Regions from separate parts of the Mus musculus genome. Here region 2 is linked to region 1. The links are chromatin contacts, found by Hi-C or POLR2A ChIA-PET in ENCODE. All regions are on one chromosome and are shown on one strand. The core of a region is the stretch at or near the end of the contact, and the rest is flanking DNA. Distances in the headings are between cores, read along the strand shown. Region 1 holds the start of Mrpl12 (mitochondrial ribosomal protein L12). Region 2 holds the start of Alyref (Aly/REF export factor).

The links. Hi-C counts contacts between places; a loop is a spot of excess contacts on that map. ChIA-PET counts read pairs that join two places held with the same protein, here RNA polymerase II (POLR2A).
Region 2: POLR2A ChIA-PET joins it to region 1 with 10 read pairs in Patski. The contact joins the promoter of Alyref here to the promoter of Mrpl12 in region 1. A Hi-C loop is called at or near these places in 2 of 37 maps with a recorded cell type or tissue (adrenal gland and gastrocnemius). POLR2A ChIA-PET finds 5 or more read pairs at or near these places in 4 of 5 experiments (Patski and embryonic stem cell).

The regions. Positions count from the first base shown.
Region 1 is chr11:120,481,002-120,487,658 of GRCm38, reverse strand. It overlaps Mrpl12 (mitochondrial ribosomal protein L12), which reads right to left and starts at 3,022. Exons shown (of 5, transcript NM_027204.3): 1 at 2,891-3,022; 2 at 2,230-2,416; 3 at 1,917-2,003. The coding sequence starts at 2,967. It overlaps Hgs (HGF-regulated tyrosine kinase substrate), which reads right to left. Exons shown (of 22, transcript NM_008244.3): 19 at 4,996-5,129; 20 at 4,796-4,915; 21 at 4,558-4,644; 22 at 3,675-4,270. The coding sequence ends at 4,160.
Region 2 is chr11:120,595,287-120,601,943 of GRCm38, reverse strand. Alyref (Aly/REF export factor) reads left to right here and starts at 3,579. Exons shown (of 6, transcript NM_011568.1): 1 at 3,579-3,839; 2 at 4,178-4,309; 3 at 5,877-6,024; 4 at 6,626-6,657. The coding sequence starts at 3,606. Anapc11 (anaphase promoting complex subunit 11) reads right to left here and starts at 3,412. Exons shown (of 3, transcript NM_001038230.2): 1 at 3,074-3,412; 2 at 2,576-2,702. The coding sequence starts at 2,684.

The DNA.
Region 1 (6,657 bases), core at 1,773-4,272:
CCCATGAAAAAGAAATGAGGCACAGTAGCTTGTGCCTGTGACCCAGCACTGACAAGGAACACAACAGGACCCAAGGGCCCACTGGCTACCCAGCCTAGCCTTATCAACAAGTTCCAGGCCGAGGGAAAGAACGTGTCTAAAAATGAGGTAAGTGGTGCTTGAACACGGAGGCTTCCTTGTGAACGCACGCACACGCACGCACGCACGCATATATAGGTAACCAGCAATTGGAACCTACAAGGCAGGGAGAATAACAAATGCTTTGCAGATAATAAATGGTTACAGAAACATCAGGACTACCTCAATCCTCAGCCACGACAACGACAGAACCATTTTTGAGGGGGTGGAATGGGAGGGGAGGGTTGAGACAGGGTTTCTTTACGTGACAGGCCTAGGTGACCTGGGACTCACTTTATGGACCAGGTTGGGTCAAACAGTTTCACCTGCCTCCTGAGTGCTGGGGTTTGAAGGCATACACTACAGGCCCGGCTAGAGTGACAACTATTTCAAGCCTTATTCTTGTGGTCCCAGCTTTGAGCCCCACCATCTGGGACACAACTGGATTGGGCCTGCATCCTGATACAGTTATGACCTTTTTCAAAGGCACTCCAGCTTAGGCAATGAGACCTAGCCTTGCTTTAAAAGTGAAGTCTGGGCTGGAGAAATGGCTCAGAAGCTAAGAGTACACTCTGTTGTTCATAGGAGCCTGAGTTCAGTTCCCAGCACCCATGTCAGGCTGGTAACAACAGCCTTCACCTCCAGCTTAAGGGACCCCACACTCTCTTCTGACCTCGCTAGCTACCCACATACATGTGGCACACACACAAACTAAGCAGCACTTATCTGACATAGGGTTTCACTGCGTTGCCCTGGAAGGCTGAGAATTCAGAGATCTGCCTGCATTTACTTCCCAAGTGCTGAGATTAAAAGTGTATGCTACCTTGCCTGGCCCTCCCTTCAGATTTCTTCCCCCTGGTTTTTCAAGTCAGGGTTTCTTGGTACAGCCTTGGCTGTCCTGGAACTCACTCTATAGACCAGGCTGACCCCGAACTCAGAAATCTGTCTGTCTCTGCCTCCCAAATGTTAGGATGTGTGCCACCACTGCCTGGCTTCTCCCACTCAAAATTTAAATATCCCTTGGAGGGCTGGAGAGATGGCTCAGCGGTTAAAAGCACCGACTGCTCTTCCGAAGGTCGTGAGTTCAAATCCCAGCAACCACATGGTGGCTTACAACCATCCTTAATGAGATCTGACTCCCTCTTCTGGAAATGTCTGAAGACAGCTACAGTGTACTTACATATAATAAATAAATAAATCTTTAAAAAAAAAAATCACTTGGAAACCCTCTGTCAGCCAGAACTCTTTGAGAAACACCTTGCTTTCTCTTCCTCAACACCTTCAAGTTTGATTCAACATTGTCATGTTGTAGAGGCCTTCCTCGAAATTCCAAGTCTCTTCCCTACCTGTCCAAATTGGTGCAGTGCACTTGAGGCAGGCACTCTCCCACAACATCTCTGTGCCCTCCCTACTTTTAATAATACTCAAGACTGCTGCACTGTTTGGCGTACCGTTTCCTCTCTTCAGATCATTTTTCCCACCAGTGTAGCTCAGAGGGCAGAAGGAAAGCTAGCTTACAGAATCGAGGTCCTGATCCCCAGAACCCATGCGGAAGGGGAGAACCCCCAAAAGCTGACCTTTGACCACCCCCTGCTCATGCACACCCACACACATGCACGCACTAGTAAAGATCTCGAATGCCTTCGGCAGAAAATTTCCCAAAGCTATTGCAGGGAGCCCACAGCAGAACACAGGGATTACAGCTACAGACTCAAGGAGGAACAGGGAAATACCTAAGTTATTGAGTCGGGCAGTTAACTGGGCACACAGAACTGGGTCTTCCTGTGGCCTAGGCTCACCTCAGAGGCCGGTGCTGCAGCAGAGACGGGACCAGGCACCATGCCACCCATTGGCATAAGGCCGACATCCTGGATCTTCAATGTTTTCTGTAGGATGAAGGAGAGGTCTCAGTGGCTGCTTATCAAACCCTAAATGGAGGTACAAATGGAGGTACAAGCCTATTTGGCCCTACCACCTAGGAAAGTACATTTGATAATTTACCAAACTCCCAAAACACCCCAGAAGAGACAGGGACCTCTGACCTTTGTTTGGTAAAAATACAACTAGAAGGCAGGGACTTTAGTCCTGGCCTGTGCCGATCTCTCCTAATACCTTCAGGAGTTCGTTGAGGTCTGAGATCTCCAGGAGCGTAAGGCTGGCAATGTCTTGGACCAGCTGCTGGATCTTGGGGGGGTATTCTTTGGGAGCATTATCCAGAGGTGCGCCGGCGAGTGCTTCACTCCTTCGGTGGCTGCTGCTTCTCAACTGCCGCGCTGCACAGACGCTGGGCATCTGTTGCCTACCCCAGGCAAACAGCCGTTAGATCAGAAAAAACGGGAGACTCAAGGGTACAAGATCCATGTGCTCAGTCTGCCACCGCTGAGGCCAGGCTCCACAAGCTGGGGTTAAGGGACCCGAAAAAGCTTTCCTACATTTCCCATAGAGCCTCAGGAGCCCACGACTATGTCTGCAATACTGCCCAGAACGGCAGGCTTCTGGTTGAATGGAATACATCAGCCTGGCGGGTGCACAGTGCTGCACCAAGCCTTCCAAAGCACGGGGCTCGGGCTATGCTGCCGACCACGGCGATGGGTCTCAGCGGCGGGAAGCTGGGGACGAAAGGTACCTGCACCCAAGGTCGCCCAGGCCGAGCCGCCCTCTCCACGCCCCGCAGGCTGGGCCGCGGAAGGTGGCGATGCGCCCGTCACCCCTTCCCTCTGAACCTACTTCCTGCCCGCCGCCCCGGCAATGGCGCTCTAGACCACCGCTTTACCTGGCAAGGCGAAGCGCTGCCCCCCGGAGTCCAAGCCGTGGCCCCCACAGGCAGCGGCTAGCCGCCACCGGCAGCATAGCTCCGCAAGCGGGAAGGTCACACGCGGCTCTAAGCGGAAGCGACGCTCTATCCGGGAGGAGGCGAGCTGTCCGGGCCGCTCTAGCCCGGGTTGGCTCCTGGTATTACGCACTAGGCGGTGCGACGCGCAGGCGCGGAGACAATACTGGGTTGGCGCTTTCTCCATCAGTCGTGTTCCGCACGCCTTTGTCTCGCCAGGGGAATAAGTAGGCGCCCCCACCCCTTTACCTACGGAACTCATAGCCCCTTGAATTCAACTCAGTGGTCCAAGAGGTTAGCAACCTCAGGAGCCCAGTACTCTAAACCTAGGAGAAGGAAGGGCCTGGAGTCCTCCCAAGAGCTCACTAGGCGGAACCGCCTCCTTTGAGTGCACACTAAGGCGGGCGCTTAGCGGGGAGGGAAAGAGCAAAACTTGAGACCTCACAGAAGTCAGGTTGAACCGTATATTTCAGGGTGAGCTATTGAGAGCTAAAACCTTAAGCAGTGGGTAATCCTGAGGGCAGTTGGGCTGCAAAAGCCCGCGTTTGCACCCTTCCTCACCCGCCTGGTGATGTATCCTGCACCAGATGAGTCTGCAGAATCCCCACCAGGAAGGAGACTGTTGGCAAGTCCACGGTTTCTCAGCCAGTACCCAGCACACTCCACAACAGATGCAGACTATTAAATTGTTGGTCCAACCCAGCCTGCTGCCCGAACAATCAATCATGAGAGTTTTGAAATACATTTTATTTTCACTGCTCTGCACTGAGAGATGACATCCAAGGAGAAGGGGAGACAGAGATACCTAAAGCTTCTACCCTTGCTGTGCAGGAGCCACATGGTTCTTCTGGGTACCAGGGCCAGGCCTGGACACCACACAGTTAGTTCACATCAGACTCCGGGCCAGGCTAAGCATCCCCACAGCATTCACCTGTGGCACCCAACACAGCCGGGCACTCTCCAGAGAAGGTTCTACTTGCCCTGCAGAGCCCCAGTCCCGGGGAGGTCAGACGGCATCAGGACTGAAGCAGGGAACCAGTGATAGGAGCCAGACCACCGAGGACAGGGAAGAGGGCCAAGGGGGAAGGCCCACCCCTTGCTCACAGAAGGGACACTACAGGGCAGTAATAGGGGAGGAATGGCTAGTTAGACATATAAGTGGTTTCTGGTGAACTGTAGTGTTACTCTGCATGGTGAGCGCCAGACTCAAGGTCAGTCAAAGGAGATGAGCTGGGCCTCACTGCCCTGTGCTGGCGGTCCCTGTGTAGGCGCTGGCTGGGCCACAGGGGGTTGCTGCTGGGGAGGGCCGGTGCTGGGGGCCATCTGGAGAGAAAGAGCAGATAGGCTCATCACCCCCCTTCACAAACAAAACCTTCGGCTTAGAACAAGCTTCACCTTAGCACATAGTAGATCAGGTTGTTACCAATATGGCAATGGCACGTGTGATCTCTTGTAAACTTGTCTCCTGTGCAATATGGACGCATGTGTACATACGTGCACTTAATGGCATGTCATGATTCTGTCTGCTGAGCAAAGCCCCTGATGCACCCAGTGCAAGGGATCAAAGGAAGCTCAGAAGTCCAAGGGCAGGCCGCTGGGAGACGGCTCACCTGCTGGTACAGGGGCTGCTGCCCTGGGATGTAGGGCTGCTGGGCTGGCAGAGACGCATCCTGCCCGGGAAGGGCGGTCATGAGATTCTGTGGGAAGTAAGATGGAGCCCGACACTGAGTTATCTGTGACCAGACACAAACAGACCCTCCTGGCTGGAAGAAAGCAGAAGCGAGAGCAAGGAGGAGAGGGCCTGCCTGGGATAGCCCTCTGTGCCTAGCAAAGACTAGGTCTCTTTACCTGCATATTGTACGGCTGGTAGCCCATGGACATTGGCTGGCTCCCCATGTAGCCTATGTTGCTGGTCTGTGGAGGCTGTGAGATGGCTGGGAGGCTCTGTGGGGCCTGAGAAGCCACGCTCTATGGAAGGAAGGCAGTGAGGTGAGGGAAAAGATGAGGAACAGGCAACGGCTGGGTGTAGATGCTGGGTGCCCACATACCTGGTAGCCTGGGGTTGGTGTGGGCTGGTAGGAGGAGTAGGCAGGACTGGTGGTGGGCCCGGCCTGGGCCTGAGGGGCTGCCTGTGCCCCAGGGGCACCTGTTGGGTACATGTAGGCGCTGACCATGCTGGGATCTGTGACAACAAAGGTGAGCTGGCTCAGCACAGAAATGAGATTAGAAAAGAACACCCTCGCCTGGGTTTCTCCTTTTGTTGTGACTTTCAAAGCCAGGGATATGTTTCACATCCTCGTAAAAGAAAAGTAAAGCCAACATGTGTGGGGGTGGGTGGGGTGGGGTGGGGTGGGATGAGGTCCTATGGGAGGGGGAAGCAAAAAAAAAAAAAAAAAAAAAAAAAAGAACCAAGTTCTTTTTGTTTTCATAGTGCAAGGGGCTGAGCCCAGGGTCTTATCCACATTGGGCAAGCACTCTCTACCTGAGCTACAGCCCCACCCTTCAAACTGTCTTGGAACAAGTGGTAGTCAGACTGAAGGAGTTAGGGAGAGCTGACACTGATAATTTCTGAAGCCCATACTTGGAGTTTCAAAACTGAGACCACAGCAACAAAGACAAACAGTCCTGACTTACAGCAGCCCAGGCTAACACTTCAGAAAAGACCACTATGATAGAAATGAAGACACACACTAGGGATAGTGCAGGCCATCCAAGCTGTCAGAATGGGAAACATTAGGGGGAACCTAGTTTGCTTCTCACACACACACACACACACACACACACACACACACACACATACACACACACGGTCCTCAGTAACCTACAGACTGTAAATTCACCCTAAGAACCTAAGCCTTAACCGTCTGTTAGGCCTTGGAGTCCTCCTGCCTCAACTTCTCAAGTGTTGGGATTGTAGGATGCACACCACCATATACTGTCTGAGATTTTGCCTTCTAATGACTGACTATCCATCCCCACAGAGAGGACGTGGGATCCCAGAGAACCAAAGAACAGACAAAGCAGGTAGAGTGCCAAACTGACCTTATCAAAAGGTGACAGGCCAGTTAAGGTGACACAAGCAATCAGCACTCACGTGGATTACACCGATAATGTATTAAAATCAACTGTGACAGGGACAGAGATGGCTCAGGAGTTATAACAGCTGAGTTCTCTTATTCAGACTCAAGTTCAGATCTCAGTTCCCATGTCAGGTGGCTCAGGCTCCTATAACTATAGTTCCAAGAGATACAACCATCTCTTCTGGCCCCTGAAAGCACCTATACCCACACACATTACTAAAAAAAAAAAAAAAAAAACCTGTCCGAGAATGCTATCGCACACCTTTAATTCCAGCATACAGGAGGCAGAAGCAGGTGGATCTCTATGAGTTTCTGGTTAGCCAGGGTTACATAGTGAGATCCTGTCTCACAAAATAAACAAATCAATCTTTAAACAAAAAAACCCTCAGGGGCTAGAGAAATATCTCAGTAGTTAACAGCATTTTTTGCTCTTTTAGAGGATGCAGACTTGATCCCCAGAACCTATGATGTGAACCTATGTTGTGGTTCACAATCATCTTGAAACTCCAAGTTTCAAGGCATCCAAAGCCTCTTCTGGCCTCTGCGGGCAAAGCCCAGCTCACCTGTGGTGCACAGATACACATAAGGAAAATATATAAAATAAAGTTGCTGGGAGAATGTGGTGCCTGC
Region 2 (6,657 bases), core at 2,330-4,829, 110 kb before region 1:
AGAGTTCCAGGACAGCCAGGGCTACACAGAGAGACCCTGTCTTGAGAAAAAAAAACAAAAACAAAAACAAAAACAAAACTAAGACATTTGTTTTCCTCAAAATTACTTAGTGTGCTTAGTTACTAATCACAGGTGATACAGATAAAACTTAAAACCAAACAAATTAAGGACTTAAGAAACTCACATCTTGGGGCTGGCGAGATGGCTCAGTGGGTAAGAGCACCCGACTGCTCTTCCGAAGGTCCAGAGTTCAAATCCCAGCAACCACATGGTGGCTCACAACCATCCGTAACAAGATCTGACTCCCTCTTCTGGTGTGTCTGAAGACAGCTACAGTGTACTTACATATAATAATAAATAAATAAATCTTTATAAAAAAAAAAAAAAAAAAAGAAACTCACATCTTGCAAACTTGGCAGTGGTGGCACATGCCTTTAATCCCAGCACTCGGGAGGCAGAGGCAGGTGGATCTCTTGAGTTGGAGGCCAGCCTGGTCTACAGAGTGCGTTCCAGGACAGCCAGGGCTATACAGAGAAACCCTGTCTCGAGAAAAAAAAAACAACAAAAAAACAAAACCCAACAAACAAAAGCCAAGAAACTCACATCTCTTTGATTACATCAAGATGATTGGCTCTTGGCTGATCAAATTTCGTTTTAAGCTAGGCATGGTAATACTGTATAGCCAGACAGTTCGCTACTTTGTAGGCTTTTCTTTCTTCCACCTTTTCAACCCCCTAACTCTAGGTAGGAGAGAAAAAAGGATGGAGGGGAAGGGGGTGTTGTGTGATTATATCGTTCCTGCTGATTGGGGCTATAGTTCACTGGGGCAAGTCTGGTCTTCACAGTCAGGATATCTAATCTTTCCCTCTACTCCTTGTTTCTTCTTTGTACTAGACTACTTGACAAATCCTGACAAACTGAGTAACTGGGCTCTGGCGTTTATGTGTTCTTTGAAGAGTCCCTCAGAAACTATCTGCTGCCATGAAGTATCTGAGAAGCCCCATGTCCCACACCTGGGATCAAAGCAAAACCACATCCTTATACCATTTCTGTGGTTTTAAAGAAAGCAAAAATCTCACTACAGTGCACACCCTTAGTCCCATAGCTCAGGAGTCAAAGGTAGGAAGATCTCGGTGTGACTTTGTGACCAACCTGGTGTACATAGGGACGTTCAGACTAGCTAAGGCTATAATGAGATCCTGTCTCAAAAGGTAAATGTGAGTTTTTTTGTTTGTTTGTATGTTTTTTTTTTTTTCAAGATAGGGTTTCTCTGTATAGCCCTGGCTGTAGACCAGGCTGACCTCAAACTCAGAAATCCGCCTGCCTCTGCCTTCCAAGTGCTGGGATTAAAGGTGTGTGCTGCCACCACCACCACCTGGCGTAAATGTGTTTTCCTCTCAAGGTAATCAAACATTTCTACCTCATGTAACACACCAGAAACATAGGAGCCATACAAACAAAAAAAGGGTAAAACCTTTTGCATTCTGCAAAACACATTATGATCATAAAATTCAAGCCCCTTCAAAACGGAAGTAGAGTAAGAAGAGGCTATTTAGATCAAAGAGGAAGAAAGACCAAGAATACTGAGATGCTGAGTATAGCCCAAACCCCAGTAATTAGACATTAGGGAACAGATGTTGGCCCAGGATGCTACAGAGGTAAGACTTGGCTGAAGTGTGTTTATAGTTTATAAGCATCTATTTAGAGTTTACAATTCTTAGCACAAAAAGCCCAGCAAGCATGACAATATGGCAACCAATGTCTGAACTTCAATTTGCTAATTTGATCTGCTTTATTGTGAGTAGATACAAACTGAAAGTGTTATTCTGAGGGGTTAAGGGAATGATGGATCATCACTATGTAGCCTAGGCAGACCTCAACCTCAAAATCCTCTTGCCTCCCTCTACTAAGTGCTATTATGGTCTGTGCCCCCATGACCTGAATAAAACAAGTGTTTTTGCAACAGAGTCTCACTGTGGAGCCCAGACTGGCCACCAACTCAGAGATCCACTAGTCTCTGCCTCTGCCTCTCAAATGCTAGTATTACAGGTGTTTGCCATCATGCTGGATGGGGTCTTTAGACAAACCTGGGCTTGAAGTATTCTGCTTCTTTTTTCTGTCGACTTTCCCCTCAGATAATAGAAACTAAAACCCACAATTTTTTGTTTTTGTTTTACCTGGTCTTTTATCAAGTCAGGGCTTTTCTTTGTAGCCCTGGTTATCCTGGAACTTGCACTGTTTGGCTTTTTGTTTTTGTTTTGTTTTGTTTTTTGTTTTTTTTTCAAAACAGGGTTTCTCTGTGTAGCCCTGGCTGTCCTGGAACTCCCTCTGTAGATCAGGCTGGCCTTGAACTCAGAGATTCACTTGCCTCTGCCTCCAGAGTGCTGGGATTAAAGGCGTGCAACACCACTGTCCGGTGGGGTTTCGGTTAGGGTTAGGTAACTTGTCCTGTTGACCAGGCTAAACTCAAACTCAGAGATCCTCCAGTCTCTGCCTACCCAGTGCTGGGAAACCTAGGGATTTTTAGGCTGGTGGAGTAGGCTAAAGTTCTGAGAGCGCATAGGAAGACACTTACAGTCTGGACAGCAGCCATTAAACGCCATCCTGCAGATGCCGCAGTTCTCATCATTGGCTACCCAGAGCCAAGTGGCCACACCATTCCAACATTTAATTTTCACCTTCATGACAACAGAGCCTGTGACCTGAGGGAAGAGGATGACCTGGAGTTAGTACGGAATACGAAAGCACCTAAGCTCAAAGTCATGGAGCTGCGGCAAGTGCTGCACTCGTCAAGAACGGCATCTTCCAAAATTCCGTGCGTCCCGACCAAAAAGAAAGAAAAAGGCACGTGTTTGTCTTTAAAGACGGCAAGGAGAGCCTGTGGGATTAATGGCACGAGTTTATTTTGCCACCTTTAAGGATGCCTTTAAAGATCTGCACTCATGTAGTCTGGCACGGTGGCACACGCCTCTAATCCCGGGGCAGAAGCAGATCAGCCAAACAGGAAACGAAAACAAACAAAAAAACAAAAACAAAACCTCCGCATCCACGCAAAACATTGGTTTTCACTAACCAGGGCCTCGCTTTTAAAGATATGGAAAGAGTGACTGTCACTAATCCGCGAAGTTAAAGCAGGGGTGAGGACGCCAGCTCGTCAGGAGACCGAGCCTTCGAGCAAAAACAACCAAGTCGGACCCACGGACCGGCCGGGACCCCCACGATCGCACGGTGAGGAGGGACGCGGGACGCGCACACTGCGCTGCACCCAGGCGACGCCCGAGGATCTTCCGGCCTCCCAGGGAGGCGCCCGCAGGCCCCGCCCCCTGCTCGCCCTCGCACCTCCGCGGCCTAATCACGAGGCGCCCCGCCCTTCCGTTGCCTCCGCGCGGGAATGTATAAAAACGACCGCGCCGCGTCGGGCTCCTCCGAAGTAGCGCCAGCCACCGCGGCGAGCCGTACGCAGGCGCTCTGCGGAATCGCGCGCGCCCAGACCAATCGCCGCTCGCTTCGGGCCCGCGACGCCGGAAGGCAGGGGGAGGCGCCGGAAGTGACGCCGCGGCGTGCTGACGCGCGGGCTCGATCCGAGGCCCGAATCCGCGCCCGCCATGGCCGACAAAATGGACATGTCTTTGGACGACATCATTAAGCTGAACCGGAGCCAGCGAGGAGGCCGCGGCGGGGGCCGGGGTCGCGGCAGGGCCGGCTCCCAGGGCGGCCGCGGCGGCGCAGTGCAGGCCGCCGCGCGGGTGAATCGAGGCGGCGGGCCTATGAGGAACCGGCCCGCCATCGCCCGCGGCGCCGCAGGCGGCGGCAGGAACCGGCCGGCGCCGTACAGCAGAGTGAGTGCGGGGACCTGCGGCGCGGGCCGGGGAGGGTGCGCCCGGGCCGGCCGGGACCGGGTGAGCGTCCCGCGCGGGACCGCGGCCGAGGGGTGGGCGGGGGCGAGGCCGTCCCGAGGCCAGGATCTTCCGGGACGCTTTGTCCGGTCGTGGTCCAGCCTCGTGGCGGCGGGGGCCGCTGCGAGAGAACTTGGGTGTCCGTAGCGGAGCGGCGGGGCTGGGGGACTCTCGGGGCTCCTCGACCTTGGCCGCGGGGCCGACGGGAGAGCGTCGCCGAGGTGTCGCGGGCTCCCGGGACGAGTCTCACGAGTGTCTCTGTGCTTACGGTTTCTCTCCAGCCGAAACAACTTCCCGACAAATGGCAGCACGACCTCTTCGACAGCGGCTTCGGGGGTGGAGCCGGCGTGGAGACCGGCGGGAAGCTGCTGGTGTCCAACCTGGACTTCGGAGTGTCAGATGCTGATATTCAGGTAGGAGACGGGAGCTCTCCGCTTTCCTCGTCCCACGCGGACGTGGGCTCCAGGATCCTTTACAGATTGGAACCTGCCCTCCCCTAGGCTGCCCAGAGCCAGCCACTGTCACCCTGAGAGCCTTGGCCTCAGAAAAAGTAGGGTTTGAGCACGACCCCATAAGCCAGGCTGCAGGAAGATGTCACACACTGTGTGTGTATGTGTGTGTGTGCGCGCGCCCCCCTAAAAATGAGTCCTGTCTGCTGTCCAAACTGTGAGCGCCTGCCCTGTGCCAGAGCTTACAGTTTCTAACCTGCACAGACTGGCCACAACTCCGGTCCCAGCATGACCGAAAGGTGCTTGCTTCTCAGATTTATGCTCGATATGGTGAACTGATAGGAGAAGGAAGTCCAGCATCTCCCAGATGCTGAGAAAGGTGGCTGAGAGTATCTTCCAGCCTGCGTCTCTGTGCTGGATCTTAACTGGCGATCTTTCCTGGGTCTTACCTGGGTCATGGTTCTCCATGCCTTCGAAATATTTTTTTTCTCTTCCCCTCCCTTCTTGGATTTTGTGTCTTTTTAAATTTCTTTATAAACTGGACCTCAGAGGCATTTAGAGTTCTCTGGTTACAAGGCATAATTTTGGGAATTAGCTTTGATATAGCCAGAACTGAGTCAGGTGTGCTGGGCCTTTCTGGGTACCGTTCCCCAGAGCCCAGCTGTTTGACCTCCCCATGGGAGAAAAGAACAAGGCTGGTGAGCACTCACAGTGTCTCAACACTTCTTTTTTTTTTAAGATTTATTTATTTATTTTTATGGATTTGAGTACAGTGTCACTCTCTTCAGAGACACCTGAAGAGGGCATCAGATCCCATTATAGATAGTTGTGAGTCACATTGGTTGCTGGGAATTGAACTCAGGTCCTCTGAAAGAGAGCAGCCAGTGTTCTTAACCCCTGAACCATCTCTCCAGCCTGTCTCAACACTTTTTTTTAAAGGTGGTTTCTGGCATCCACTGGAAACTGCTTTAGCTAGCTGTACTCCCCACTGTGTGCCTGCAGCTGAAGTGCCTTACTCTGTGGGTTCCCTCTCCAACTCCCAGCCAGGACAGGTTCCATGCTGCATTTCACTTCAGACTTGGCAGCAGCAGGCAGTAGGAGGAAAGGGGAAGGTGAGCTAGAACCTGCCTTTGCAGTAGGGGCTGTGTCACAGTTCCCCAAAATACTGGGCCCTTTGCGTTGTCTGCTCAATGGACAGTTTTACTATTGGCCTCTGGTATTTAGTGAAACGCAGTTAGTCAAGTTGAAAGTACCCCTGCTGAGAGAGAGTTTTGTAGTTTTGTCCTGTGATAGGACTTTGTGTCTTCCCTCATCTACAGCATGGTGTAATTACATTGTCCCACAGTGGACAGTAACCCAGTTGTTCGCGACAGTTGCTGTCTCCCCTTCCCTCAGCTCTTAATCTCCACTGCCTTGCCTTCTTCCTGGGTGGCTGTCAGTCAAGTACCTCTAAAGCATAAGGACTTACAGCAAGTGTTGCTGAGCTACAAGAAGGAAATTGGCTTAATTGCTAATTTTTACCCCTTCCCAGGAACTCTTTGCTGAATTTGGGACATTGAAAAAAGCTGCTGTGCACTATGATCGCTCTGGACGAAGTTTAGGGACAGCAGATGTGCACTTTGAACGGAAAGCAGATGCCCTGAAGGCTATGAAACAGTACAATGGTGTCCCTTTGGATGGTGAGTCTGGGACTGGGCCCTGGATGCCTGTGGGGCGTGTGGAGTTTGGGGCTGGCACCTCTCCCTGTAGGAATCTGGGCTGCCCCCCCCCCCTTGGCTGAGGATACTTTGCATTTGCCCCTTTGTCTCTCTCTTCCATTCTGCCACCTCTCATGCTGCCCCACACATCTGGACCAACCTCTTGTGAACCCCCATCCAGCAAGCTACATCCCTCCCCTCCTTGAGCTCCTTCCGGAAGATTCACTTCTGTGAAGCCTTCTCAGAACCGCCATAGTACAACCTGAGTGCGGGGCTGTAGTCGTAAAGACAAAGGTACCTGTTCTTCTTCCGTCAGGTCACCCACACCTGTCTGCCCATGAGCACCCTGAACACCTGACCAAACAGCCCTCCTAGCCTGAACTGAGAAGGAGTGAGGAGGTGTTGGTGGGGTTATTATTATTGCACTTTATTTTCCCACCAGGCTCTCCAGGCCATTTACCTTGTTGGGGGCATTGGAGACACACAGAGCCCTTTCCAGAGCTTGCATGGAGATCAGGGTGTGGTGCCCTCTGAGTCAGCTTCAGAGCCTCTGGAGTGAGACTTCTTGTGTTCTTTACCATAGGCCGCCCTATGAACATCCAGCTTGTCACATCA